2 separate regions of the Homo sapiens genome follow, and region 2 is linked to region 1. Evidence: read pairs that join two places in POLR2A ChIA-PET (ENCODE). Cell type or tissue: MCF 10A. All regions are shown on one strand. Each heading gives the region's core, and the rest is flanking DNA. Links, peaks and the distances in the headings are about the cores only.

Region 1 (12,387 bases), core at 9,005-11,504:
AGAATCGCTTGAACCTGGGATGCGGAGGTTGCGGTGAGCTGAGATCATGCCATTGCATTCCAGCCTGGGAGACAGTGCGAGACTTCGTCGCAAAAAAAAAAAAAAGAAAGAAAGTATGGAGAGTAGGTGGAGAGGGGCTAGCAGAGACATAGGTAGGGCACCTTACCACTAAGAAATAGAGCAAAGGGTAGGTGCTTTATGTTCCAGAAGCATATAGATCCAAGAGGAGGGAAGGGACATTTTGGCTGAAAGCTTGGAACTATATCTAGCATAGATAAATGTGATTCTCATAGGTGCTTGTATTTGCTATGGGACCCTGGACCAATCATTCAGTCTCTTGAAGCCTTAGCCTCTCCCATAAGAGGGTGGAATGAGCTAGTCTCTAGGGATTCTTCTTTTTATAACTCTCCCTCTAAGTGGGCTTTGCAGGCAGAGGGAGTCATTAACTCCTGCTATGGTCTGAGTGTTCCCCCTCCCGCATATTCCGATATTGACTTTTTTTTTTTAAGAGTCTCACTCTGTCTTCCAGGCTGGAGTGCAGTGGCACGATCTCAGCTCACTGCGACCTCCAACTCCCTGGTTCAAGCAGTTCTCCTGCCTCAGCCTCCTGAGTAGCTGGGACTACAGGCGCACACCACCATGCCTGGCTAATTTTTGTATTTTTAGTAGAGATGGGGTTTCACCATGTTGGTCAGGCTGGTCTGGAACTCCTGACCTCATGATCCGCCTGCCTCGGCCTACTAAAGTGCTGGGAATACAGGCGTGAGCCACACTGCGCCTGGCTATATTGACATCTTAACCCCCAAGTGATGCTATTAGGAGGTGGGAACTTGGGAGGTGATTAGGTCATAAAGGTGGATGGAGCACTCATGAATGGAATAAATGCCCTTATAAAAAAGGCCCAAGAAAGGCCCCTCACCCCATCTACCATGTGAGGGTACAGTGAGAAGACAGCCATGTATGAGGAAGCAGGTCCTCACCTGATCCCAAATCCTTGATCTTGGACTTCCCAGCCTGAGAACTGTAAGAAATAAATCTGTTATTTACATGCCACCCAGTTTATAGAATTTTATTATAGCAGCCCAAACGGATTAAGACAACTCCATTTCAGGTAAGCCCAACAAACCTAGTATTTGCCAGGCCAGGTCCTGTTGAGGCTTAATTGAGAAATGTGTAGCAAATTGTTAGTAGTACAGGCCCGAGACCATGATCCTTAGACCGCTACACTTGGCCTGTGGTCAGCTCTTGGGAACTTCTATTTCAGAAGGATTTCCACCATTCCCCAAACTAATAAGAGTAGCTCATTATGCCTAAACTGGACAAACAATGCAGTTTCTGTTGACTGCCTAATTTTCTTCTGGGAGTTTAGAATTCTGGTATGTGCTTAGCCAAGGATGCCTATGTGACCAGCCCCTAACAAAAACCCTGGCATTGAGTCTCCAGTGAACTTCCCTGGTAAACAACATTTTACACATGCTGTTACAGTTCATTGACAAAGGAATGAAGCACATCCTGTGTGCTTAATTCAGCTGGGGGATGATTCTGGGAATCTCGTGGCTGTTTTCTTCCAGACTTTGTCCCATGCACCTTTTCCCTTTGCTGATTTTGTAACCTTGTGCTGTAATAAATCATAGTGTCAGTGTACTTATATGCTGAGTTCTGTGAGTCCTCCTAGCAAATCACTGAACCTAGAGGTGATCTGGGGACCCCCAACAGGAGTTAAGCCTAGATTTCACAGAGTCAATCATAATCTTGTGCCAGTCCCTTAAGAGTATACAGCTGAAACCAGTGCTATCCAACAGAGATATAATGTGAGTCACATGTAATTTTACATTTTCTAGTGGCTATATTTTAAAAACCAAAAAGAAACAGGCAAAACTAATTTTAAGCACATGTTTTCTTCAACCCAATATATTATTATTCTTTTATTTTTATTTTCGAGACAGAGTCTCACTCTGTCACCCAGGCTGGAGTGCAGTGGTACAATCACCACTCACTGCAGCCTCAATCTCCTGGGCTCCAGTGATTTGCCCAGCTAATTTTGAAAATTTTTGTAGAGATGTGGTCTCACTATGTTGCCCAGGCTGGTCTCAAACTCCTGGGCTCAAGCCATCCTCTTACCTCAGCCTCCCAAAGCGCTGGGATTACAGGCGTGAGCCATTATGCTCAGCTAACCCACTATATTAAAAATATATTTAAAATATTTCCATATGCAATTTTATTAAATTAAGATATTTTATATTCTTTTATCACACTAAGTCTTCAGAAAACACTGTGTGTTTTATACTCACAGCACAGATCAGTTTGTACTAGCCCTACTCCAAGCGTGCAACAGCCACACACGCCCATGGCCTGCCTGCTATATTGGCTTAGAGGTTAATGGCAAGGGCTCTGGAGACAGTATATGCGGAGGCTAAAGACACTCTGTCTAGGATGCTGATTCAACCATGTTGATTTCTGATTAACTCCAGTTCCAGGAAAGCCGCTAAGGTTTTCAGTTTATCTACTCTTCCTTGTGTAAGAGCATGTCCTTAACATAAATATTCCCCTTAGGTGAAAACAAACTTAATATTCTCACACTTCAGTTGGCCTACACATCCCTTCAATAGGGAAATCGCCCCTTCCCTATGCTATATAAGCCCTGGGCTGAGGAGGGGTAATAGCTTGGGGATCCACTATCTCACTTCACAGCCACCTAAGACTTCTGTGGCTTCTGTTTCTAAGTCCCTAATAAATGTTTCTTTCTGAGAAACTGGGTATGTCAGCTTCTTTCTTCAGCTTCTCAGCCTCCTCTGACTGGCTGGCGCGGGGGTGGGGTAGGTTTACAGAGATCTGCTCACAGCAGAATAGTATGTGTGGGTCAGAATCCCGGTTCTGTGACTTACCAACTGCATAACCTTAAGCAAAGTTGCTTAACCTCTCTATGTATTAGTTTCTTCATTTACAAAATGGGGATAATAATGTTGGCTACCTCAAGAGGTTGCAGAGATTAATTAATCTAAGGCAGCACCTGGTATAGATAGGATATTGAGTGAATGCTGGCTGCTACTCTCTTTATGCTAAAGCTTGGCCCATGGAGATCAACTTGTCTAACACCTCGTTCCATAAATGAGAAAACTGCAGCCCAGAGTTTGGAAGGCACTAGTTTCACAAGCAAAAACTACAGCCACCCACCTCTCCTCTTGATGAACTCCCTGTCTTCTGGCTGGCCCTGAGATCAAATTTGCCAATTATTTAGGAAATTGGCAGCTCCAGGGCCCCAGCTCGGTTCTGCAATTTCTCTCGATTGCAAAACAAGGGCTACTGTTTGAAGTTGGCACTGAAGTGACGCAGGCTGGGCCTCACTTCTGCTTCCACCTAGGCTCATCAGTTAGAGTGGCTGATCCCATCTTTGAGTTCAGAACCTGAAATGTTTACTAACCAATAATAAGGCTGGCTTTCGTTGTTTTAACTTTTTACAATCCTTTGAGTTTATTAATTTGTGTTCTATCTTCCTTGAAGACACAGTGCATCAGCACTTTTTGTAAAACCTCTTTTTAAGTCATCTTCGGTCTCTGTTCACCTACCAAGTAGGTAAGTAGTGAGCTCCCTATAGAGGTCTCTAAAAAATAGGATGAAGAGGTTCCGAGTGCTCACTTGTCTGGAATGCGGAAGACGTGTTCTCAGACTGGAAGCAAAACTAGCTTATGATTCTTCTACAGCTTCTCCTTCCATCCCTCCCTTCCCATTTTGGCCAATGCAAATCATCTACTCTCCTCTGACAAGCCTACTCATCATAACCCGCACGTCTTGAATCTTCCTAGAAGATGAAATCAGACCAGTCTTGCGGGCTCTACATGGTTACAACTTGCTAACTTGAAGCTCTCCTTATTCTATATGCCAAATATTGTTTTCCTTGACATTAATTTATTTGATAGATATGTATCAAGCAACTACTATGTATTAAGCTCTGTGCTGGTGCTGGTGCCTTTTTGGATCTTATAATTTAGTGCAGAAAATAGACAAACAAGAAATGATGATAAAGTACAACAAAGGGTCGATGTACAAAGTGTCAAATACTCTAGGAACTACAGGAAAACAAGGGAACCATCACGAAACCCCTGTCTTAAGACGTGACATTAGTGGAGATATGAAAAATGAGTAGGATAGTACCAGTTAAAGGGAGACAACCTCTGTTCCAAGCACAGGGAACAGCAGAGATGAAACCTGGAAGTGAGGGAGAATGGCAGACTGCAAGAACGGAAAAATGTCCAGTGTAGCGGAGGCAGAGAGAATATGGAGAGTGTGGCAAAAGAGGAAGAAGCAGATGGATTTTGAGGGCACTTTCTGAAGTGCTAAGGAATTTAGACTTTAACCTGAGGGCAATCAGAAGCAGCCTGGTGGAGAACGATATATTTCAAAACATAGGGTCCTTGAAAACAAGTCAACCAAATGTATTTAAAAGGCTGCTGATGAAAAGATTGGGAAGTATTGTTTTCATTCTCATTGTTTTCACTGTCATGCTCTTTGTGCCAATGGTTAGACCTCCTTTGAAAGCTCACTGCAGCATGAAAGCCCTTCTTAATGCCAGGGCAGGCTCCCCAAGCCTCCCCACCCCACTGTCCATGTCATCAGTTTTGTACTCCTGTTTTGTATGGCTCAGGCTTTCCTTATACTCTTAGGAATGAAAAGCCACAGACACCACCACTGAGAGACTGTCAAAGATCCTTGTTAAATAGGTGGACAACTGAGATCAGAGAAGGAAAGTAATTTTATTACTTTCCGTAGCAATCCAGGGGTAGCATCTCAGGTCTCTGGCTCCTTCTTGTCTCCCCTAAAGAAATAGACCACCAGGGCTGGGATTAAGGTGAGACAAGTGAGACATAGAGGGTGCAAAATGTAGAGAGATGCCCGCTGCCAGGTGCCAGCCTGCACTTGTGTGACCCTAGGTGCCTTCCCTTCCCTCACCCTGCTGGTATCTGCTGGAAACACCTTTGAGAGCAGGGACTTTGGCTTTTAGACAACTCTTTAGCATCTCTCATGGTGTTAACATGTTGCTAGGTGCCTATTTTGAGGGTCACTAGATGCCTACTGATACTAATGAACAATGGATTTCTGACAAACTGATGTGCACACAGATGTTTATATTTTAGGGTAAATACGAACCTTAAAAGACAACAGAACAACATGGAGAGGGCCTGAGACTGAGTCTAGAGACCTGGATTCTGGTTCCCTCCCTGCCATCAGTTGGTTATGGGAACTTGGATAAATTGCTCCTCATCTCTAGGCTTCAGGGAAATGAGGTGGTTGAATAAAACGTATTGAGCACTTACTGTGTGTCAGCCATTGTTCATATGCTCCCAGGCTTTAACTCAGCTAAAGACTTCCTGGCCTCTGTGGTTCCTTCCACTTCAACAGGCTGTGGTTTGAGGTGGGAAGACTTCGTAGAGAATGCAAAACTTGAGAGACATCTTCCAAATTCCCAGGGGGATGTTAATACCTTTAATCATAGTAAAGGTATGGTTTCTCAAGGCATTTCTTGGTCAGAAGAAAGTTCCAGAAGGCACTTAATCCTAGGACTCACACTACCAAGGCTACAGCCAGGCCAACTGCCTCACAATAACCTTAGAACATGTCTGAAGACAGATTTTCAGCTTCTGCCCCTAGAGATTCTAATGCAGTGATTCCAAAGTGGGGTCCAGGAATCTGTATTAAAGGCTTCCCAGTTGACTCTGGTGGTCAGAGAGATTTGAGACTGATTCCATCACATTCCCCATCTGTGAACGGGATCATACCTAGACAGCCCAGCCCTAGAACTGCCTGGTCTGATCCTAAGTGTTCCATGGAGATTTTGTTTTTTTAATGTAATGAATGATTAAGTCAGCAAATACTTTACATCTCTTGTGTGCTAGGCCCTGTGCCAGGTGGTGATTATGGGCCCTATTCTCAAAGGACTCCTGGTCTCCGTCTGTCACTTACTTTAGAAACAAGTCATCTAGCCAGAGCCAGAAGGGCACTGGAGATCACTAATCAATCCCATCATTACATAGCTGAGGAAACTGAGGCCCAGAGAGTAACTGCAACATGTTAAAGACTACACAGGGAGCAAATTTATTTTCTGCTTCTAAGCCAGGTGGTTTGGCCACAGATAGGCCAAGAAGAATACGAACAGACAAGCCTTGCTGGGTTTCCCACTCAGTTTATTACTATTAGACCATTCCCTTTTTCCCCACTCACATTTCTGCGCATTTCCATGGTCTTCATAGAATCTAAGCCTAAAAATAGAGTTTTCCTTGAGTCTTTGGGTCTTCATTTCTGAAGACTCTCATGTCACAGAAAACTTTAATTAAATAAATCGTTATGCTTTTCTCTTGCTAACCTTTTTCTACAGGCATGTCAGCTGTGATCCTTATGATGGGGAGGAAAGGCACCCCACCTTCTCTGTCCCTACAGTCCTAATGCCCTACCCAGAATGGGGTTTTCAAAATCCCAGGACACCCACTCTTTGTTTCTTAAGCACTAAACCTATATATAGTAAATGTTTCTGGAAGTTTAACTTCAGCTCTTGCTGAAATTTTAAACCCTCAATTTCCAGAGGACCATCGCCAGGTGTTTTTAAAACCTCGATAGGAATAAGAAATGCTTCCCAGAATGGAGACTTCCATCAGTTCTAGGGAGCTATTAGCCCCCTTGCCCTGGCTGTAATGGAGACCGCTGTGTCTGCCTCCTTTCGCACTTTGGAGCCAAAAGAGGAAGGGACCGCCTCCCACGTCCACAGGGACCTGACTTCCACCTCTCTGCCCAGATTTGCTTATGTCACTGTCGCCCCGGGACGGGGAGGTGGGGAGCTGAGGGCAAGTCGCGCCCGCCCCTGAAATCCCAGCCGCCTAGCGATTGGCTGCAAGGGTCTCGGCTTGGCCGCGGATTGGTCACACCCGAGGGCTTGAAAGGTGGCTGGGAGCGCCGGACACCTCAGACGGACGGTGGCCAGGGATCAGGCAGCGGCTCAGGCGACCCTGAGTGTGCCCCCACCCCGCCATGGCCCGGCTGCTGCAGGCGTCCTGCCTGCTTTCCCTGCTCCTGGCCGGCTTCGTCTCGCAGAGCCGGGGACAAGAGAAGTCGAAGGTGAGTGAGCCTCCGGGCCGGGGGCCGGGAGAAAAAACCTAGCCCCTCGGTGTCCAGCGCTCAGTGCAATGCACCCCTTTTCCCAGGCTCCCCGCCAGATGGGCAATCCCCAGGTGCGAGAGACCTCCTGAACCCCTTTTGCCGCCCCCTCCGCCGCCGGGACCCCGCCCCCGACCGTCGTCGTCTCGTAGTTCCATCTGTTGGAGAGCCGAGACCTGGTGCTTCAGGCGGGCAGAATGACTAAGGGAGGAAGGTCTCTCTCCCCGAGCTCGCACTTTCTCCCCACTGCCACCTCGAGGGTCGCCTTGCTACATCTATGTCACCTCCGTGCCTGAGCTGCTCCCCTTCAGTAGGGCCTAAGAGGGAGGGCGTCACAGAAAAAAATGCCCAGCGTCTGGGTGGGCTGTGCAAGTTCCCAGGGAGAGAGACAAGGAGAAAGGAGAGAGGCAGCTGGGTGGTCCTGGTCCTGAAGAACTGCTGTGGGGGGCTCTTCTACCCCAAGAATGATACAGGCAGGTAGAAATGGCCACTTGGATTCAGGGCATTGGTAGAAGAGGCAGAGATCTGTGCTAGAAAGAGCTCTGGAGTGACAGTGCAGAACACTCAGGACCCTGAGTCCTTACCTGCTCCTGGACCCCCGTTTCTCCATCTGCAGGGGAGAGTTTGGGGGTGGGAGTGCATGGGGCACAATGAAGCTGAGGGCCTCAGAGGGGATGCTTGGAGAAGCTGAAAAATCCACAAGCTGTTCTCTGAAATTTCCTCCCCTGGGGCAGCCTCACTACCCAGGACCCACTGTCCTCATTAGCCTGAGGAAACCTGGTAGTTGGAGAAAGCTGGGGACTGCTAATTCAGAAGAAGAGGTAGAATTCTCTAGAGCCTCAGTCTATTTCCAGCAGGTGTGTGGCCCACACCTGGAGTGGGGATACTGAGGCCAGGAGTGGGATGACCCAGCATGCTTATCTCCTTTGACAGTATGTACTGGGGTGGGCTCTGTAGACCTCTCCTCTACCCAGGGAGTGGGAGTGGGTGGGGAAGGAGGCAGAAGCCAGGTGTAGGGATAGACTCAAAGCGAGCGATTTCTGTCTCCAACTTCCCAACATGCATAACTCACATTTTTGCAAGCTCTGAGCTTTTGTTTCTAAAATCCTCTGGGTCTTCACTTTAATTAAGTTCTTATGAGTCTAGGATTCCGTTTCCAAAATTCTGTCCACTTCTCAGGAAGCCCATTGGAAGCACAGGGTTCCTTCCATGTTACTCACCCCTTTTCGGTCCTCAGCCTAAATCCGATTAATCAGCCTCTCCTTGGAGTCAGTCTAAATGGATGTGAAGCCACTTCGTCCAAGTCCCCTCCTTTTTATCCATCCCTGTTCATAATCCCCAACTCAGAAGGCATTTTCCAGGTCAGGAATGGGATCGATTTTCAACATTGAGGTTTGGGGTGGGCCATAGACAGGCCAGCACCGTGGAGTCAGTCCCAACCTTCAGTTTTGGAAAGGTCAAAGAAGATACAATTGGGCCCTGCCTCAAGAAGGCTAGTGGGGAGAACGTGGACTCCATGAATAACTCATCATAGCTGTGTCTTCTCTGCAGCACTCTGGGGAAGGATAAATGGACTCAGAGAGAATAGGATGGGGATGGTCTAGAAAAGTTTTAGGGTGAGGTGTGATCATATCACATACAACCAGTCAGGACTTGCTGGCTAATGAAAGCCTGGGCATGCCCATCTCTGCTCCCAAGTTCTTAGAGTTCAGATGTCTTAGCTCTGGGTTAGGACCCAACCACTCACCTTACCCCCAACCCCAGGGTAAAGAGATAGGGTTATGGGGCATGTGGAGAATGGAATGGACGAAAGGTGACTCAGCCCCAGAGAGGTGTTTTCCTCCTACCAATTGAAAGGGAGATGCTAGGGAAGAGACCAGGTCCTCCTCTTCTTGCTGCGTCACCTCCCCAGTCCAACTTCAGGCTGCCCACGCTCCTTGTCTCTACAAAAGGACTGCAGAAGCCGGAAAGAGTGACAACTGCTGACGTGCACGGGATCCTAGTAACTGCTGGTTTCTAGGTGACTAAACCTGGCAGAGAGAATCATGGAACCACAGGCTGACAGAGTTAAAGGGCCCTTAAGACAGCCCTGAACCTGACTCCATCTTACAATGGAGGAGCTGGAGCCCCAGCAAAGGGGGTCACATGGCATCAGAGACACAGCAAAGCCCAGCACTCAGGTCTCCTGACTCCCAGACCACTTCTCACAGCATCATATTGATAGGAGTAATAAGACGGGAGAGGAGAAAGACACAAGACCAGCAGCCCCAGCCAGCCAGAGTCCTGGCTGAGTCCCATCATCCAACTCTCAAGCCATTGGAACCCTCTTCTCTTGCCCGGCTGTGGGAGGATTCAGGCACCCTCATGGCCTCTCCCCTTATCTCCTCTGGCCACTGTTTCAGATGCGGTGCTCTGGGATTCCACGTGCCCAGAGAAGGGAAGGGGGCTCATAGAGGACTGAGTTGCAGTGATCAGTGGTGAGCACAGCCGTGGCTCTCCACCCATGGGCCACCTTCTGACCCCCACTATCCCTTGACATGAGATTTCGTTCCAAGAGACTCCAGGCCTGTTTTGCTCTGCCAGCAGATTCCCACAACCATTTTGGGCAGCAGCATGCTTATCTCCCTGGACATATGCCCAGACAGTGTAAGTGACTTGCTCAGGGCCACACAGCCAGCAAAAAATAGAACCTAATGAAATAGGGTTCTCCTTGCCACACCCCCAAGCTGAAACTGTGCCCAGAAGCTGGTCCTTCTGTTTACAAGTTCCCATTATTAGGACAACCTGTAATCTTTTTTTCCTCCATGTCTCAGAGTTCATTTTTGGATCATGGCAGAGTTAAAAAAGTGGAGAGGCTATAGACATGCCTGGCTTTCTGGCCACTAGATCTTTGTGGCGGTCTAGGGTGTATTTGTTGTGCCCCAGTTTGTCTGCATTTTAAGGCGGAACTGGCCCTGGCTGGGAACGAGGAGGTCCAGGAGCAGTAGGAATGTTGATCTTAGGTCTTGGGCCTGCCTCCAGCACCCACCAAAAGTCACCGGATGTGGAATATTAGACTCATGTAAAGCAGGAAGTTTGCACCAGAGCCAAGAAGAGAGCTTGCAGCTGCCAGGGAATGGCCTGGCGGAGGAAGCGCAGCCTCGCCCAGCTCAGCAGACCTGCTTCATGACAGAGGCAGCTCTTCTGCACTCTACTGGGGCCACGCCCTGCCAGCATATATCACTCCCTTCACCTGGTCAGGCCCAGGTACCTTGCCTCAACAGCAAGTTCTCCAGAATTGAGGGGAAGAGAGGGAGTGAATTTGCTTCTCTAACTCCAGCCACCTGTCTCTGCCCTCTCCTGGTCTATAATGCTACTTTGCATTCCATTTGTTTATTGTCTGCCCACCTCTCAAAGGATATCAGGGCCACAAAGGACCTTAAAGACCACCTTATACAATGGTTTCAAGGTTTCTCCTTTCCCATCACGACCAGCCCACCTGCCAAATTGTGTCAATGATGCAATGACATCCTTTCAAGAATAGTCTCAGAATTTTGTTGTCTGTGTCACGGGCAGAGTAGGCTCATAGGCCACATCCTACTAGCCAGCAGTGACCCCAATCCCCTCTCTCCCACTGATCATGATCCTATCAAGCCATCATGGTTGACCTGGTTGGAGAGTTGGTTCAGTTCAAGGTTCTCATTTTATAAATGAGGAAACTCAGGTCCGAAGAAAAGAAAGGGCCAGTCCAAGACCACACAGGGAGTTAATGGCAAAGGGACATGGAGCCCAGGTCTCCCAGCCCACAGTCCACTGCACTCTGTCCCTCCTTGTCCTGGAGGCTGACTGTGAGCAGCAGCTGGGGAGGGAGGAAGGCATAAGGGTCATCACCAGCCTGCTCAGACCCGGAACATTAACACATGCAGGTACTGTTGCTTTTCCCTACCTCACCACAGCCCTTTCCCCCATGCCTGGCTCTCAGTCCTGCTTCCCTATTTGGTAACAACAGCTTCATCTTTCCTGTCCTGCAGATTGGGAGCCTCTGAATCACCATGTCCATACGGCCTCTTCCTCCTTTCTGTTCAGTTTTTCCTTCACACTGGCCTAGTTCAGGTTCTCATCCTCAATTGCCTGGATTATTCCAACAGCCACCCAACCAGTCTCCATCAGCCCGTCTAGGAACCCAGTCATCAGCTTTAGGGCAGTCTCCCTGAGAGCCCAGTAAATGTTCTGAAATTGACATGTGATGTGGAAGTAATTAGCAAAATAAGTCATTCTCCAGGGTTCCATAGCACTCACTTATTAAGTGCTTAATATTAATAAGTGCTTATTAGGTGCTTAATATTAATAAGTGCTTTTTAAGCACTTAATATTAAGTACCCGAAAAGCACTTATTAAGTGCTTTCATAATCATTATCTTAAACAAGGAATTAGGAGACGTCAGTGCTAGTCCAGTTCCAATTCTCGGTGATTACTTTGAGAAAGTCACTCTCTCTGTTGGGATCTTTCATTCTTTTGAAAACGGAGATGTCCAAGTTCCTTTCCAGCTCTAACTGCTCCTTTTATGGCCTGTGTTCCAGATGGACTGCCATGGTGGCATAAGTGGCACCATTTACGAGTACGGAGCCCTCACCATTGATGGGGAGGAGTACATCCCCTTCAAGCAGTATGCTGGCAAATACGTCCTCTTTGTCAACGTGGCCAGCTACTGAGGCCTGACGGGCCAGTACATTGGTAAGAGCCCACCCTTCCTCCCTGCTTTATTTGGGGCTGTATGGCATATTTCAATCACAGGAGCTTTTCTGGTGCATGGGGGAAAGGGTGATGGCAATCACGAGAGTCCAAGCCCCTTTTCTCAGCTCCACTGTGTTCCGTGGTTTTGTGAAGATGATTATATAAGCCTGAGGTCTGATTGCCTTTGGACATGTTCTAGGAGATTCCTAGTTATCCTTCTTCATCTCTGGGCACCTCAACAACCCTAAAGGCAGAGGGATAGAGATTAGGTTTGTGCTTAGAGCTCCCTTTGGCTGGAGCATGAGATGGTAACTGAAGCTCCATCTTGCTGAGAATATCTTATTTTCCCTCAGCCCCATCTGCTTTGGTGCTTCTCTTGGCAGCTCTCTGGAAAGCAGGCAATTGCCTCGAGGCCCCAGAGTGTATGCGTGGTGTAGCGGGATGAAGGAGCAGGCTACACTTCTAATGCCCATTCTAAAATAAACTTTGAAGATGATCTAGTTTAGCCTTCCCCTCTTCTCAATCTACACA
Region 2 (12,387 bases), core at 6,171-8,670, 120 kb before region 1:
TGCATGCTCTGAAAAATGTTTCTCAAATACGCTCACATCTCTTTAGACTCTTAATTTTCTCTGAACTTCTAAAACAGTAACTGTATTTGACATTTAATTTAATACAGTCATTTATCTGGGAATATTGCCTTTTAAAGCACAGCTTGTGTTCTTGAAAGGAATTTGCCTTCTATTGCCTTTAAAACCCTTTCAGGAAAGACAACAAATATAAACATATATATATACACACAAGAGACAGGATCAACAACAAATAGAACTCCTCTGAAAGGCTTCACAATTACTTGTTGAGTGACTACTAAATTCTCAGCATAGAAGCAAAGAATAGGAGATTTTGATAAGGATAGAAACATAAACCTCAGGCACCAATCAATTAAAAAAACATAAATTGATATTTCACTTCCCTTGTCTCCCATCTGCCTGATATTCATCTGGATAGATCCAATTTGATATGTCTCCCTTTATGATCCATGGCTCTTCTCCTTGTTCCAACTTGGAGATGACATCTGGTTTGGAAACTGGATACCCTATTAAACAGAAATCACAGAGAATTGAGATTGACTGCACTGAAGGAAAAAGAGAAGGTGCAGTTTCAGATGGTCTACAATAAAGCTGTCCAGTTAGCCCTCAACAAAGGCATAACCTCCATTTGCAAAGGTATGAAGGTCATAAAAGTCATGACATATGTCAGGAACAATCTAATCACAGCAACTAGTAAGGAAAGGCACTTGATTGGACAACTCTGAGTTATTCAGGGAAGCCATCCTTACCCATTGAGACCAGGTGGCTGTAGTTCTCCAGCATCACATCCCTGTACAGGGTCCTCTGAGAAGGGTCAAGTTGCTGCCACTCCTCCTGGGTGAAATCCACAGCCACATCCTTGAATGATACTAACCCCTGTAATAGTAAATTCCTGTTCAATCTGAAATGATCATTCTCATAATTTCTGCTATAATGTGCACAACTACATCCACACCTAGTTTTGTATAATAGTTTTTGGGAAAAACAAAATAAAATCCTGTTTTTAGCAAGCAGAGCCAGGCATATGAGGAGAAAAAAAGAGGTAAACCATAAAATGCCTACCTAATACATATAGTAATTTCATACATTTTAAAGGCAGCATCCAAATAACTGGGAGGAAGATGGATTATTGGATGAATCGTTTTGAAACAATGAATAGTAAAGAGGAAAAGAATAATGCTGAAGAAATATTATGGGTTGAGTTGTATCTCCTGAATATTTATATGTTGAAGTCCTAACCCCCAGTACCTCAAAATGTGATATGACTTGGAAACAGGGTCATTGCAGATATACCTAGCCATATGAGGTATTTAGGGTGAAACTGAATCCAATATGATCTGTGTCCTCATCCAAAGGGGGAAATTTGAACACAAAGACATGCATAGAGGGAAGATAATGCAAAGAGAAAAAAGAAGATAGTTATAAAGAAGCCAAGGAGAGAGGCATGAAACAAATACATCCCTCACAGTCCTGAAGAACAACCTTGATTTTGGACTTCTAGCCTCCAGAACTATGAGACTAAATTTCTATTGTTTAAGCCACCCAGTTTGTGGTACTTTGTCACAGCAATCCTAGCAAACCAATACACTATATAATACCTGGGAAAAAGAATAGATTCTGATGGAATAAAAATTTAAACTCTAAAAAGTACTAAAGGCCATAAAAGTAACAAAATAAGACACAGGAGAATTTTAATTAATGATTATAGAGCAGAAATGCCCTTTGTAAGTACATTTTTTTTTAAAAAAAGAAAAGCTACATTTAGAGAATCATAGAATGTCAGAGCTCTAGAAGATCATTAATCTAATCTCTTTATTTCATAGGAAAATGATCTTAGCTTCCCCCAAATGTAATAGCTTTCTTATATACATACAATAGTTAGTAATAGAATGAATATACCAATTACAGTAGCAACAAAAAATAAGGAATCCCAAATGATAAACTCAACAAAAATGTACAGAAAACATTAATGAAGAAACCACAACAAATTAGTGACATAACATCAAAAATGAATTTGGGTAAGAGTAGAGTTATAAAATGTTTCTGGAGGGAACATTGACTATTTTAATTATGTCACCATTATCCTCACAATAGTTGTTAACTAATAGCAGAAACTAATCTAATAGTGATCTGTATTATTTTAAATAAATTGTTCAGACTTTTTCCCCAAATATTCCATAATTACCAAACACCACTTTCAGAATGAAAATGATTATTTCAAATGTCAACATTGCCTGCTTAAAAGCCTCCTTTGTTTTCTTCTTTGCTAACACAGTCTCATCTCAGTCATCTCAAATCTCAAGCTTTCTCTCATCCCACACCAATTCCATATTCACTCTGTCAAGCTGCCAAACAGTTAGTTGTCCATAACAATCCTGTTAATTTTCCTATTGTACATATAAGAAAACTGAGGATTACAGTGGTTAAGTAAATACTTGCCAAAGATGATTACATACTAAATATATGATTGATGAACTCTCTTATCTGCAAGATTTATTCTCAATAGTCTAGGTTCTTGACTACTGCAGTCCAAACTGCCTCCCTGATACTGTAAACATCATGATCTTTTATATTTTATCACTTCAATACCAACCTTAGTCGACCTTTCCATGAAGCACTCTCCATTTTAGTTTCAAAATTCTCAGCCTTCCTAAAATCACTCTGCCCTTTCTACTTTTACAAATGCTGCTTCCTGTCCTCAGCCTACTTCCCTCATGAGCCAAAGTTCAATAATCATTTAAGCCTATTACCTACTTCCTTAGAAATCTGGTTGTTCCCCCCTCTCTGCTATAACAGTACCTGCTCCCATGTCTGCTACAGAACTTTTATGTGTTAATGTTAGTTTCTACATCTCTTTACATCTCTGCCGATGTGTTAATGTTGGTTTCTACATCTCTTTTTTCTCTGCAGTCCTTCCAGAAGAAAACTATACGTAAATCTGCTCAGGATATTCAACAGCTAGCCAGTGCATATGACATATACTGGGTACTTAAGAAACGTTTGTTAAATGAATCATGATTATAAAGAAAAAATAAATTAAAACTTATGTTTAGTTAAACACTGTTTTGTGTATTAGTCTAATTTGTTTTATCTGAAGAAAAGTAACATAAGAAAGATAATAAATGTGGAATACAGAGGAAATCCATTCTGAGAGGTAAATTCATAGATGTTATCATTCTAACATTCTGATTTTGCTTTATTAATGATACCCAAATGCTTCAAAATAATAAGTAGGTATAAATTTCTTAATTTTGAGGAAAATATAGTACATAATCAGTGAAAAATTATACTTTTGTCAACTACAAACAATTTTTACAGCTCAGGTCCCTGGGGAAATGGAAGTGCTATTAAGTGATGGAAGAAATGAAAGGGAAGTAGGTGTTAAAGGCTGAAAAGGAGGATATGTGTAAAAACGACTTCACTTCTGGATGGTAGGGAACTAATATACAGCCCTCTTCCTGAAGGAAGAAGCATTTAATCAACTAATTAGCCACAGCAGTTGGATTTACTGGGCTAAGTAAAAAATCCATTCTCCCTCAAAGCAGTGCTGTGTAACAGAAATATAAAGCTAACCAGATAGGTAAGTTTACATTTTCTAGGAACCACATTCAAAAAATTATTTTCAATAATATACATTTATTCCCATATATTACTCAAGATATCGTTTCAACATGGAATCCTTAAAAACTACTAGTGAGTTTTTTGGAAATATAACTTTGAAATCTGGTATGTACTTAACATATCTCAATTCAGACTAGCCAATTTCAAGTGTTCAGTAACCACATTTGGCTGATGGCTACTATATTAGACAGCACGGCTCTAAAACAAAGCTACTGAAATCCAAAAACAAAAACAACAATGAAAAAATCTTTTTGCAATAGAACTCTAAACTCTACTGTAAAATATACACAAGGACTCCTAATGTAAAAGCTGATTTCAAGATTTCACAACGATAATCATAATGATGATGTAATAACAGCTGACACTTAAATATATCAGTACAAACCATGCCCCAGTTATGGTTTTAAGCATGGTTTTTACTCAATTCTCACAACAACCCTATGGGGATTATAATCTCTATCTGTAAGATGAAGAAACAATCCCAGGCAACCAGGCCACAAGGAAATATTATGCATCTGATAAAATAGTAAAGGAGAATTCTATGTACTGATATGGAAAAAGATATTCTAAGTGTATACAAAAGACCTTTATATTGGACAGTAAGTTAAAAATCAGGTTGCAGAACAAAATATTTACTATAACCTTCTTTTTCCAAAAGAAAAGCGCAAGAAAATAAGAGACATTCTCACACATTTGTACTTCTACATATAAACTGTTAATCAATCACAGTTATATTCATATCAAAAAAGGTTTGGAAGGTTAGAAGCAATGGTTAACACTGATTATCCTGGGAGAAGGTGAGTTTAAGTTAAAAGGTCTCTCTGTTTTAAATTTTTATCTTTTATATAATTTTAAATGTTTATATGCCAATGCTGGCAGAAAGAAAAAATAATACAAACTTTTAAAAATGGGAGAGCAAAGAAGGAACAGCCTTGAACTTGACACTAATCCTACAAATTCTGAAAGCACAGCAAAAGATATGGAGCATCAGGGACCTTTGCCCTCCAAAGATTTGCCAGATAAATATAATTTAAGAATGGCTTTTTTGAGAGAAATACATAGTTTAGAAAAACATTCAAAATGTGCCTATCTTACGTTAATGAATTTACCTGTGGATAAAGCTGGACAATAGGAAGCATCTGTAATCAATTTGTTCCTTGAAAGCAGGGGTCAACAAACTTTTTCAGTAAAGTTTACATTTTTGGCATTGCAGGCCATACGGTTTCTGTTGTAACTACTCAACTCTGCCATTGTAGCTAGAAAAAAGCTATAGACAACATGTAAACAAACAGCATGGCTGTGCTCCATAAAACTTTCTTTATAAAAACAGTTGGAGAATGGGATTTGGCCCATGGCAATAATTTGCCAACCCTCACTCAAGAATAAGGTTCAAGGAGTTTGGCTAGACATTATGATACATCCCCTCTAAAAAAGATCGTTTTAAGACACCACTACAAGAAACCTACTGTGGCATTTAGCAAAGGAGTGTTGGTGAGAACACTGTGCACTCCACCTCCTAGAGTAAAAGCCAAAAAGGAATTTATTTTTAGTCTTATATGGCTAGAAACATTTTCTTAACATGGGAAATTTATCTTTCTCTTTAGGGAAATGCAAATCGTGTAACTCATGATGTCTGCAAGTAAGATCAGAACAATTAGTACATTAATTTATAAAAATGGTTGCCAGCCAGGTTTTTTACATATTACCTAGAAACTCTTTCGAGGTCTTGATCTTTGTTGTTACCACCTTTTCCTTCATCCAGATTTTAGCTAACTTTACTTTCCATTTGATTGTATGAAAAACCAAAGAAGAATTTTTTTTTTTTTTAAAAAGCAACTCACCTGGGACTTCATCATTTTTTGCTCTTCCAAAAGGCCAGATGACTGAAAAAGCAAAACTGGTGATCAGAATGTTTTTCATAGTCCAAACCCAGACTGCAGCTTTCACATTCACCAATCTTGCAACAACTAACATCAGAAGTCAAGTAACTAATGGGCTACCCTGTGGGATAAGGTTGTTTGAGCCTTACAGAAGTCTCAGCAGGCACCATGTGGAGGAGGGATCATTCTTTACTCCTCTTGTACCTATAATATGATCACATAGAAGTTGACCAAGGTTTTATAATTGGATAGATGTGAAGATATGTTTCCAGTTGATTTACTAACAACTTACTGTTCCCCTTGGGAATCAGCAATTCTATTTATAGAAGATTTTCATGAGGCAATAATCATGGATAGCTATATAAGGATATAAGTGAAGATGGAGCTCCTTGGCAGTAAGAATGGGAATGACCAAATGGAAAACTGAGGCATGTGTTCCCTATTCCTAAAAAGAACCAGCAGCTGAATTCCAACAATTTTCCAAGAACTCTCTTATATTTTCCCCCAACTTAGAAAACTCTTGCTAAATCAATGTGCATGAACTCAAAGGTTAATTTTAAGATGTTTTCTGTTTAAATTTTTATTGCTCTTTTTCAACAGCTCTATTGTCTGTATACAAAAATGGTGATAGGTTGGAACCACTGGAAAAAAAAAGAGTATACCACAATGCAGGAAGGTAAATACCTGGTAAATTTTCCTCAGTCCCAGGACAAGTCATGCAGACAGAGCTGAACTATTTCAGAGGACGTGGGGGCTCCCATGACAGACAGATTATTTTATATGGGGGTATCAAAACATCTGGAAGGAAACAAAAGAAACAATCATACTCATCTCTGGATATCCCGCAGATGCTCAATAAATGTCTCTTGAATAAAATATAAAATGATTTAAATAAACTTAGAAAGTGGAGAACTGAAATCAAACTTTTAATTATGATTTTATCAGTTTTGATTTGTTTGGTCTTGTTTTAAAATGACCATTTGATGGGGGTACCATCAGAAATGCTTAGTGGGCAATGGTAGACTAAGAAAAGATGTGAAAAGGGGTTGACCTTTAAGAACTCAAACAGTTGCCTATGACCTGTGGAAATTTAACGTTAAGTAAAGGCCTTCCCCAGTAAAATGTGGCTGACCACCATGACACCGTGGCCCCATTACTGTCCCCATCTAAATCTCGGAATTCTCAGGCCTAGTAATCATATACCCTACTGAACTCCCCCATGTCCATCACATCACTGAACACATGGACGCCCCCATCATTTAGTCCATAGCCTCCCATCACTGATTCCTCAGAGTCCCCTAAATCACTGAACCCAGTTAAACCCACCAGTCAGTCCACCTGCAAGCCATTCCTGACCTAATAGACACCCCCTCACCTCTCACTTCCCTGTTACTAATCACATCTCGGACTCCCACATAAATCCAACATTAATCCCACCTACTTCCCCCACCAGTGATTTCATAAACCTCCTACCACTGACCCTCACGGGCTCCTCTCCTCCCATTACCAATCCCACAGACTCACCCTTCACCGCACACATCCCGCCTCTGACTCCCAGCTCGATTATCAGGTCCCAAAACCACCATCACCGCTTAATGGGAACCGCTGTCACATCCCTATTGGCAAACTCTCCTGCTTCCTGTCCGCGAGCACCACACCGGGCTCCCGAGGCTGCGCCGTTCCGTACTGGGCGGTTTTGCCCGTTCCGCATCTTCAGAGGCTTTGTTCAGGAAGCAACATGGCTGCTCCCTGGAGCTGTTTCCGCATGGGGCCGCCATCTTGAGAGCCCGGTCGTCTTCGTACTAGCGGAGGATTCGCCCAGTGCTGAGCCCGAGAATGGGCTGTACCACAGCGGCAGCGAAGGGAGGGGAAGGCGACGGAAAGGAGGCCTGCGAAAGGAGCATTAAGGAGCACACTTTTGCAGAAAGATTTTACAAGGGGGATTGAAGAGGAAGTTGGAGTGAACCTTCCTCTATTGGAAGCATGCTTCTGACGAAAGGGGAGGAATTTTAGATGGTACCATGGACGTGTTTGTGAATGGTACAGCCCCATGCCGGGAGATTCGACTGCTCAGAGGGGAAGCGTGGAATGGTGCGGTCCTCTCCAGGGAGATTTCACTGTGGGAGAGAGGGACAAAATCTGGGGGCTGAACAATCATTGTGTACTGTAATTATGCCAATAACAACGGTAAGGAATCCTTATAAGGGAATTTGATATTGCAGTAATAAGTAATAAGAGGTCGACTGAAGGAAAAAGGGAAATTAAGAGCAGGGAAGAGGAGACTGAGGCACAAAGAGAGGGAAGTGAGAAGCAGAGAATCAGAGAGAAAATGGGGGAAATGGGGACAAAGGAGCCAGCCTAGAAAGGAGGAGAGACGGGAGACTGAAGAGAAAAAAATAGACATAGGAATAGAAGTGGGGATCTAAGGGGTAGAGCGTGGTAGACAGACAGATTGAGACAGAAAAGAGACTTGAAAATTGGAACAGACATAAGGGAGAGACTGAGAAGGTTAGATTTCAGAAACAACAACAACAACATGATTTTTTAAAAATGAACCAGCCAAAGAGAATACTAAAATTGTTATCTTAACCCTTAGACCTTACATCAAGCTTTAAAAAAGCAAAATGCATGTTCACAGACCAATGTTTCATTTGTATAAATGAATACAATTTTGAATCATAATTTTCACACGAGTCATGCTTTTTGATATGTTATGAAATAGGCAGCAATTTTACATTTAGCAATTTATTTCTCATGTCAAAACAAATGCACTTAGATAAGAAGACAATGTATTCAGAAAGAACACTGTTGCATTAGGAAGAATGCTCCAATCTCAAATCTGCAAGAATCACAATATCAACAAAATGACTTTTTTTTTTTTTATAGGGAAGAGTAAGAAGGGTTAGCAGGAACTTTGTAGGGAGAAGGATATGAGATAGGGGTGTGCAGGTGGCAAAACCAGGGCATTTCTACAGAAATTGTTTCTGTTGTCATGGAATTCTGAGAATAAGCGGTTAAGGGGAGATGTTTTGAATCATAGTGCATTAGTGCAGTGTTTCAACTCAGGGGAAGCCAAAATGAAGGGGCCTGCGGGAAGGAGAGAAGTCTGACTAAAGGTTGGTCAAGACAAAGAGGATAAGAAATAGTTGGTTGTGAACACTTAACCTCTTCATCTCTATTTAGACTTCCACAGTTATATCAATATTTATTTCTTGACTTGAGCTTAAGACAGTGTAGACACTGAGTTTAGTGGTAAAGGTATATAGTAATGATTAATTCAGATACCTCACCCTCAAGGAGTGATGCCAGTGGAAGTTGTAGAGTCAGGAAAAGGCCAGACTCTACTACTATTCCTATGCGGAGAGCCTTGTAGGAATTGTAAAAACTTTAGTTCTTCATCTTAAGAATTACGGAAAGCTGTCCTTATGTAGTACCTAATTTAAAAAGAAGATGTTGAAGGAACAGGAAGCCTCCCTCATAATGAAAGGAAGAAAATTAAAGCCATAGTACAATACCATTTCCCATCTATTTGCTTATAAAATATTTTCTAAGTTTGGCAACACTGTTAGGCCATGGGAAATATCATGTGTTACTGGTGGGACAGCAAACTTACAGCCCTCTTTAGAGGGTTTGGCAATATCTAGCAAAACTACATGTATTAGTTATCTATTGCTGTGTAACAAATTACCCAAAACTTAGCAACTTGAAATTATAAATATTTATTGTCGCATAGTTTCTGTGAGTCAAGAATGGGAACAGCTGGGCTGGGTGGTTCAGGTTTAGTCTCTCGTGATGTTGCAATCAAGCCATAGGCCAGGGCTGCAATTATTTCAAGGCTCAATTGTAGGAGGATATGCTTCCAAACTCAATCAAATAGCTGTGGGCAAGCCTCAGAATATCAGTTTCCAAGCTTGCTCACATGGCTGCTTACGGGCCTCAGTTCCTCACTATGTGGGCCCTTCCTTAGGCTACCTTATTGTTTTCATGATATGGCAGGTGTCTTCCCTCTCTCTAAGGCTGCCTCATGATATGATAGCTGACTTCTGTACAGTCCAAGTGAGTCAAGGGGGAGAGAACACACACAAAACAGAAGCCACAGGCTTCTTATAACCTAAATTGGAAGTGGCATCTGATTATTTTTTCTGTATTCTGTTGGCTAGAAGTGAGGCACTCAGGCCAGCCGATAATCAAATGAATGGGAATTGAGCTCCACCTCTTAAGGAGGATTATCAAAGAATGTATGGACATATCTCTAAAACCACGGCACTACATAATTTTTACCCTATGATTCAGAAACCCCACTTGAAGAATATATCCCAAAGATACATTCTTCACAATAAAAAATAGCCAAAAGATTATTGCAAAACTGTTTTTAATACCAAAAGACAGCAGATAACACAAACATTTAAAACAGTACTATTTAGCCGTGAGAGGGGTTGGAGGAGAGAGAGGGAGGGAGAAATATCTTTCTGTACTAACATGAAGTGAATTTCAGGATATAATATTATGTATCCTGAAATTATATTAAGGATATAATATGTTAAAAACATAAAGTGGAAAAATGAAAATATTTGCTATTACCATTTTTAACGTAAAAGTGAATGAATATGTATGTATTTATTATATATGTGCATAACATATATATAAAAAGTTGCAGTGAGAAACGAATGAAGTAACCCCTTTCCCCAGTCCTTTTTATTTACAAAAGTTATGTTCTATAAAGTCATCATAAACCCTGGATTAGCAAGTACTGAACCATTGCTTCCAGGGGAAAAATAAAATTATATATATATATAAAATATTATTTTGTAAAATGAAATCCCAGCTATTATATATATATACATATACACACACACATATGTATAAACACACACATATATAGATACATATCTATCTATCTATATATATAAATCCTAAAAACAACTTATCCTGGGTATATTTTATTTTACAAAAGAGAAAATGAGGTTTAGAAGTGTTATGAACCATTGCTTCCAGGGGAAAAATAAAATTATATATATATAAAATATTATTTTGTAAAATGAAATCTCAGCTATTTTATATATATATACACACACACATATATATAAACACATATATATATAGATACATATATATATATAAAATAATCCTAAAAACAGCTTATCCTGGGTAGATTTTATTTTATTTTACAAAAGAGAAAATGAGCTTTAGAAGTGTTAATTAAGCCTAATGTCACTCCATTAACAGCTGCAGCTTCTTGTACATTACTGTGCTGCCCCTTCTGTCTCCATCCTCTGGTCTTCTCTGTATGAGAGGTGAAACAAGAAGCCAGAGTATTGCCTTGTTCTAACTCAACTGAGAATGTGCACATGAGGTGACACATTTTTGCTACTCTGTGTGTGTCTGCAAATAATTGCAAAAGTGCTGTCAGTATTGATTTTGGGGTTATAAATGGATTTTAGCAAGTAGGTGAATTTGCAGATGCAGAATTTGTGAATAATGAAGATCAACTAAATATATACTTACCTTAAAAATTAAAAATGAATAATGGAAAAATAAATCATCAAATAAAACATTATCTATAAAGGGTGTTATTATCAATGAAAATGTAGCAAATAACCCCAAAATGTAGTGGCATAAAAATGCACATTTGTTGTCTCACAGTTTCTGTGGGTCAGGAAGATGACATAAATTATCTAGGTTCTCTGTTTAAGGTCTCTCACAAATCTATAATCAAGTTATCATCCAAGGATAGGGTTTCATCTGAAGGCTCAGTTGGAGAAAGATCCACTTCCAAGCTCAATTGTATGATTTTGGGAGGATTCAGTGCCTCAAGAATTATTGAACTGAGAGTATTCACTTCTTTGATAGCTGCTGGCTAGAAGCCACTCACAGTGCCTTGCCATGCAGAACTCTCTAACATGGAAACTTGCTGATTTAAGGAGGCAAGAGAAAGAGTCTATAAGGGAGATGGTAGTCACAATCTTTTATAATCTAATCATGAGATGATATCCCCTCAATGTTGCCATATTCTATTGGTTAGAAGCTACTTACTTATATGGAAGTGATTACACAAGGTCATGAATACCAGGAGGTGGGGATCATTGGTGGTCATCTTAGACACTTCCTGAGAAGGAAATAAGACAGAGGGGATATAAATATTACCCACTGTCCTTTGAATGTACCATGTCCTGTTTATTTTACTTGAGAACCACAAAAAATTTACATAATTGTAAAACAAAATAAATTTTAGAAAATAATTCCAAACTTCTGCTTCTGGCAAAGATAAAATAACAGGGAATGAATGCAGACGTGTATTGGTCCATTTTCACACTGCTGATAAAGACATACCCGAGACTTGGTAATTTATAAAGAAATTACCAAAAGTAAAGTTTAATAAAGAAAAAGAGGTTTAATTGACTCACAGTTCCACGTGGCTGAGGAGGCCTCACAATCATGGTGGTAGGTGAAAGGCACATCTTACATGGTGGCAGACAAGAGAGAAGTGAGAGCCAAGCGAAAGGGGTTTCCCCTTATAAAACCATCAGATCTCATGAGACTTATTCACTACCACAAGAACAGTATGGGGGAAACCGCCCCCATGATTCAATTTTCTCCCACTGGGTCCTTCCCACAACACATGGGAATTATGGGAGCTACAATTCAAGATGAGATTTGGGTGGAGACACAGCCGAACCATATCAACACTTATAACTGAAATGACTTTAAAAACAGACAACTATATGAAACAATAGTTTTAAGATATTAGACATCAGGCAGTAAAGGATGGCAATCCTTGAGAGATGAGAAACAAATGAAGTGACCCAGTTTACTTCCTTGAGAAAATTTCCAGGACAAACACAAGAAAAGGAGCCCAGGCAGACAACAG

The links. ChIA-PET counts read pairs that join two places held together with the same protein. Peaks named below come from ENCODE experiments on the same cell type or tissue, not always from the same donor. Only the 100,000 strongest peaks of a DNase experiment are listed, where the experiment ranks them.
Region 2: POLR2A ChIA-PET joins it to region 1 with 6 read pairs; 2 of 35 experiments call an interaction of 5 or more read pairs at or near these places.

Annotation. Positions count from the first base shown.
Region 1 is chr5:151,013,638-151,026,024 of GRCh38, forward strand. GPX3 (glutathione peroxidase 3) reads left to right here and starts at 6,954. Exons shown (of 5, transcript NM_002084.5): 1 at 6,954-7,104; 2 at 11,703-11,856. The coding sequence starts at 7,018. RefSeq lists an enhancer at 8,399-9,598. In MCF 10A, for the core only: no CTCF peak of the experiment used is centred there; DNase peaks (open chromatin) are centred at 9,104, 9,814 and 10,224.
Region 2 is chr5:150,897,661-150,910,047 of GRCh38, forward strand. It overlaps ZNF300 (zinc finger protein 300), which reads right to left and starts at 7,320. Exons shown (of 6, transcript NM_052860.4): 1 at 7,044-7,320; 2 at 6,204-6,317; 3 at 5,481-5,522; 4 at 768-894; 5 at 402-524. The coding sequence starts at 5,495. It overlaps LOC124901112 (a long non-coding RNA gene), which reads left to right and starts at 7,575. Exons shown (of 2, transcript XR_007058999.1): 1 at 7,575-7,706. It also overlaps a transcript of IRGM not described here. In MCF 10A, for the core only: no CTCF peak of the experiment used is centred there; a DNase peak (open chromatin) is centred at 7,301.